2 separate regions of the Homo sapiens genome follow, and region 2 is linked to region 1. The links are chromatin loops, found by intact Hi-C in ENCODE. Cell type or tissue: K562. All regions are shown on one strand. Links, peaks and the distances in the headings refer to the core of each region. The heading gives the core; the rest is flanking DNA.

The links. Peaks named below come from ENCODE experiments on the same cell type or tissue, not always from the same donor. Only the 100,000 strongest peaks of a DNase experiment are listed, where the experiment ranks them.
Region 2: it touches region 1 in a loop (18-fold over the local background); 13 of 110 quality-filtered maps call a loop at or near these places.

What each region holds. Positions count from the first base shown.
Region 1 is chr3:187,678,222-187,681,136 of GRCh38, reverse strand. No RefSeq gene overlaps it. Among named protein-coding and RNA genes, the nearest start is that of SST, 9.3 kb to the right of the region's middle. In K562, for the core only: CTCF peaks have their summits at 1,329 (motif pointing right) and 2,058 (motif pointing right); DNase peaks (open chromatin) are centred at 1,366 and 2,086.
Region 2 is chr3:187,111,832-187,114,746 of GRCh38, reverse strand. No RefSeq gene overlaps it. Among named protein-coding and RNA genes, the nearest start is that of RPL39L, 26 kb to the left of the region's middle. In K562, for the core only: a CTCF peak has its summit at 1,348 (motif pointing left); no DNase peak of the experiment used is centred there.

The sequences.
Region 1 (2,915 bases), core at 195-2,694:
CCAGAAGGGAGGGTGGTGAAGTGGGGTCTTGCAATAGGAGCAACATCACAAGAGCAGACTCTAGAGTTTCTTAGTCTAATCTAATATTTAAGAAGAAGGTGTTTGGTAGAATGGGCCCGACTCTATGTAAAAGCTTGGGGTTTGGAAAGGAGCAGTGGTCCCGGGTATGGTGTGGAACAGACTCAAATCCAGCTCTGTCTGATCCCCTTGGAGCTTGGGGAAATGATAGGTGTGGCTATATGTGTTTCCTGTGGCTGCTGTAATAAATTGCCACAAACGAGTAGCTTAAAACAAGGCAAATGTATTCTCTTGCAGTTCTGGGGGACAGAAATCTGAAATCGAGGTGTCAGCAAGGCCACACTCTTTCCAATCTTACCCTATAGGGTAGAATTATTCCTTGTGTCTTCTTGCTCCTGGTGGCTCCAGGCATTCCTTGGCTTGTGGTTGTGTCCCTTCACTCTGTGTCTGACTTCACGTGGCCTTCGTCTCTGTGTCTGTGTCTTCTCTTCTGTCTCTTGTAAGTATCCTTATCTTTGGATTTAGGATCTACCTGGATAATCCAGGATGCTCTTATCTGAAGATCCTCAACTTACTTATATCTGCACAGATCCTTTTGTTTTCTTCCTAAATAAAGTTGCATTCACAGGTTCCTGGAGTTAAAATGTGGACATGTCTTTTGTGGGCCACCATTCAGCCCACTGCTCTTGGTAAACACCACTGTCTTAACAACCAGGGACCTAAGCAGCTCTGCGGTGAGACCCTCTAAAAAGATGGAAGGCAGAGGAGAGAAATAAGAGAAGAGGGGAGTTCCAGCATCCCAGGGCAGCAAGGACTGTTGTCATGTGACTCTTTAGGAATGAGTAGCCATGGAGAGAATGGCAGCCTAGAAGGTCCAAGTGCCAGCCGAGTGCATGCAGGTGGGTCATGGCTCAAGGCAGTGCATTCCAAACTCATGTTGGTGACTCAGGAGTGGATCACACACTTAATGACCAAGTTACAACCTGCATTAAACAGAAAAATAAACAAAATAGAAAATAATTGGAATAGCATAGTTTATTGTAAGAAATAAAGGTAAATATTGTTTTGAGAAATGTATGTGTGGGCATGCATGAGTGCACTGGGTCATGATGTAAAATGTCTTTCCCACATAAGTTCCCATCAAAAAGTTTGAAAGCCACCGGTGTATGAGACTCCACCCTGGCACTTTACAGCAGCATGAAGAGGGCTGTGGATCAGGGAATCGTCCTCAGTTCTGGGCATAACATTGGGATTGACCTGGGACCAAGGGAGCTCTGGCCAGGCACAGAAGCAATATCCTGGACAGCCACAAGAGGGAGCGCTCAACTCATGCAAAACCTCCTTTGGAGCTCTCCCCGCCTCATGGCCAGAAGGTGACCTTGCAAAGAAAGTGAGATATGGGTGAAAAAAAAAAAAGGGATTAGGCCAGTAAACAGTGAGATCAGTTAAAAATGTGACATCGATTGTAAGTACAGGTTTGTGAGGCTGGGAAGCTTTCGGATTACATGCAAAAGGAGGGTTTGTATTAAATCTGCAGTTTTCGAACATTGTTTCCCCTCGAAACCCTTTGTTTCTGTGAGATTTTATGCAGAATCCTAATCAATGAAATAATATCCCTGTGACAGGTGTCCTCCCCATGTTGACAGTCTCCAAGGACTGTGTGCAGAGAACTCTAGACCTAATTAGAGGAGCTATAATGAATACACTGGATTAGAAGGTATCTGTAGTCCCTGTTAGTGCTGATTCTTTGATTTTATGACTCAGAACAAAAATCTATAAAAGCTACCAAATCTTGACTTCTTTTTGAAGCCAAGTCTCTGAATGCCCAGCCCAGACACTGGCACAAAGTGTTTAATAATTGAATGTTTGAAGGAAGAGTTTATTTTGCATGCTTCTCTGCAACTGCAGCACCAATAACATAGTGCATAGTGAGCACCCTTTTTAATAGTGAACACTCTTAGAAAGTTGGTGGAGTAAATAAAAGAATGAATGAAATCCTGCCCTAAAATTTTAGATGGCGCCTTCTATCAGTCAAGCCAGCAGAGGGCAGGAGAACTCAGCTTAACAACAGCATTCTCTCTGGTGGGCGGAAGCATCCCAGAAGCATGCGATAAAGGACAGGTCTGGTTGTTTTGTAAGATTAGGAAATGCACAGCCAGAAGGATAAAGACACAAAGCATGAAGGTCCAACCTGGGGATCTCCAAATCTCTGCACACGAACCCCCAGAGCTTTCTCTGTAGATTAATACCCTTATCAGGGAATGGGATTTGGCTGACTGCCGGATACATAGAGAACAGGACAAGAATTGCCAATCTTGCAAGAGTATTTCAACCACTTGGTCAGAGAGATTCAAGGAACCTCACAGTGTACTTGTGTCAAGGAGAGAAGATAGAATTAAAAATCAGAGGTTCGGCTGGGCGCTGTGGCTCACAGCAATTTGGGAGACCGAGGCGTGTGGATCACAAGGTCAAGAGATTGAGACCATCCTGGTGAATGTGGTGAAATCCCGTCTCTACTAAAAATACAAAAATTAGCTGGGCGTGATGGCGCTCCCCTGTAGTCCCAGCTACTTGGGAGGCTGAGGCAGGAGAATCGCTTGAACCCTGGAGGCAGAGGTTGCAGTGAGCCAAGATTACACCACTGCACTCCAGCCTGGGTGACAGAGCAAGACTCCATCTCAAAAACAAAAACAAAAACAAAACAAAAACAAAAACAAACAAACAAAAAACAGAGGTTCTGACTCTGAAACTAGTTATGTGGCCTCGAGAGGGCCCTTTTCCTTCTCTTGGCTTTGGTTTTTCCATATGTAAACTGAGGGGTGGGACTAGATCATTTTTTAGTTTCTGGTCAGTAGGTGGATCCATTTCTGGCTTCAGTCCTGCCCCTGCCCTCAACT
Region 2 (2,915 bases), core at 147-2,646, 570 kb after region 1:
TCATGTACTCCAGTTATACCAGTGTTGCTTTGGACTGTCTTCCCTGTCAATCACTTTCTTCCTGACCCATTTCACTTCTTTATTTCATTTCATTTTCTTGCTTGTTTGCCTTTGTTCAGTGCCCATATTAAATTTCCATCTGAGTACATTCTCCTTTGGGTGCTATAGCGAGGTGATGATGACCACGCCCACCCCCACACCCCAAAAATGTCTACTCAGAACCTGGGAATATGATCTTATTTGGAAAAAGGGTCTTTGCAGGTGTAATTAAGTATCTCAAGATAAAATCATCCTAGGTTTTCTGGTTGAGCCCTAATTCCAATTCCAAGTATCCTTAGAATAGAAGGAGAGAAGACACATAGAAACGATGGTAATGTGGGAAGGAAGGTGGAGATTAGAGTGACGCATCTATAAACCAAAGAACAACAAGGATTGCTGGCAGCCCCCAGAAGCTATGAAGGAGAGATAGAGCAGACCCTTCCCTCAGAGCCTCGGGAAGAAACAAGCCCTGCCAGCCCCTTGATTTGAGACCTCTGGCCTCCAGAACTGTGGGAAAATAAATTCCTATTGTTTCAAGCTCTCAGTTTATAGTAATCTGTTAAGATAGCCCTAGGAAACCAATATAAGTACCCTCTTAAAATTTATGTTTCAATCCTAAGATTATTTTTCTTTTTCTTTTATTTTCTTTCTGAGTTCAATCAACACACTGTTCATTACTTCCCATTTTTTTCTAAATCCATTTATATTTTAATTTCTGATTAAAGATAGTTTTTCAGGCCAGGCGCAGTGGCTCATGCCTGTAATCCCAGCACTCTGGGAGGCCAAGACAGGTGGATCACTTGAGGTTAGGAGTTTGAGACCAGTCTGGACAACATGGTGAAACCCCGTCTCTACTAAAAATACAAAAATTCCCTGGGTGTGATGGCGCCCACCTGTAATCCCAGCTACTTGGGAGGCTAAGGCAGGAGAATCTCTTGAACCTGGGAGGTTCAAAAAATAAATATAGTTCTAAAATTTATGTTTGAACCTGGGAGGTTCAAATATATACATATATACACACATATATACATATATATACATATATACACATATATGTATATATATGTATAGCTTTTCACATGTCTATACTTGTTTGAGGTTATTTGAGTCTGGAGTGTAGCATTGCAGTTTTCCTCTGCTTCATGGTCATTTTTGTATTTACCTCCCTTGGAGTGGTGGAAAATTTTTATCACTTGAGGTGTGTTGAGTCTCTTTCTTTAAGAAGCTTTGCATAGATTTATTCCATTTTTTGTAATTCTTTTTGTGGATGTGGGCTAATTTACAAGATTCTTCATTTAATGGTGCCCTCTTCTGTCAATGTGGTGAAGTACAGCTTCTTTAATGATTGTGTTTTGGTACTTGGGGGAGGAATAGTGTGTCTTCCAGGAGATATCCAAGCCTGTTATGCACACCAAAAAATATAAAGCTCTATCTTAAAGGCTTTACCTTTCAAATCCAGTATAGTTGAAATTTATTGTCTCTGAAGGAAGAACCTCCAAGAGCACACAACACGGTGTCCTTGCATTACTGTCAGGTGATAACTTCACATTTCCTTATATGGCATGTTTCCTCTGAGCCATCCATTCCCACCTTCACCCTGCTGCCTCCTCCCATGTGCCCTCTCTCTCTAAAAACCACGTTCTGGTATGTCCCACAAAAGCAAGGAGATGTAAACTAAGAAAGAAGCAGTGTGAGGGAAAAAGGAACAAGATTCACAGAGGAGCAAAGGAAATTCCTAAGATGATGATGAAATGAAGTTCTAGGAGAACACTTGTTTAATGTAGGGTTAGAGATCACCAGTTCAGGAGAGACAGCGCCCCCAGAGACTCCCCTCCAAAATGAAGCTTATAGGCCAGGCGTGGTGGCTCATGCCTGTAATCCCAGCACTTTGGGAGGCCAAAGCGGGCGGATCGCTTGAGGTCAGGAGTTCAAGACCAGCCCGGCCAATGTGACAAAACCCTGTCTCTACTGAAAATACAAAAATTAGCCAGGTGTGGTGGCACACACCTGTAGTCCCAGCGACTTAGGAGGCGGAGGTGGGAGAATTGCTTGAGGTAGGGAGGCAGAGGTTACAGTGAGCCAAGACCATGCCACTGCACTCCAGCCTGTGCGACAGAGTGAGATTCTGTCTCGAAAGAAAGAGAGAGAGAGAGAGGAAGGAAGGAAGGAAGGAAGGAAGGAAGGAAGGAAGAAGAAAAGAGAAGAGAAAAGAGAAAGAGAAAGGAAGGAAGGATTAAAAAGAAGCTTATAGAATATTTAATATTTATAAATAATTGTACCAACAAAAGTTTGACAGCTGTGTCAGAATTTGGGGATAAACTGGTGATATTACAAAAGAATACTAAGCAAACAAAAAAATGTAATCATTAACTCCAGGGTAGGGGGGTGGTTAAAGAAAAGGAAAGAGGCCAGGTGCAATAGCTCACACCTGTAATCCTAGCACTTTGGGAGGCTGAGGCAGGTGGATCATCTGAGGTCAGGAGTTCGAAACCAGCCTGACCAACATGGAGAAACCCTGTCTCTACTAAAAATACAAAATTAGCTGGGCATGGTGGCACATGCCTGTAATCCCAGCTACTCGGGAGGCTGAGGCAGGAGAATCGCTTGAACCACAGAGGCGGAGGTTGTGTTGAGCTGAGATCACGTCATTGCACTCCAGCCTGGGCAACAAGAGGGAAACTCTCTCTCAAAAAAAAAAAAAAAATGCAGGGGGCGGGGAAAGAAAATGTAACCATGAAACCCATACATAACTCAGCTGTAAATAACATTTACATAGTCAAAACATATAATCTTTGAATATTGACTTAACCAAATATGATGCTATTATAACTACATTAGGAGTGGGGTATAGAAGAATTGTGTGTGGATGAGGTGTG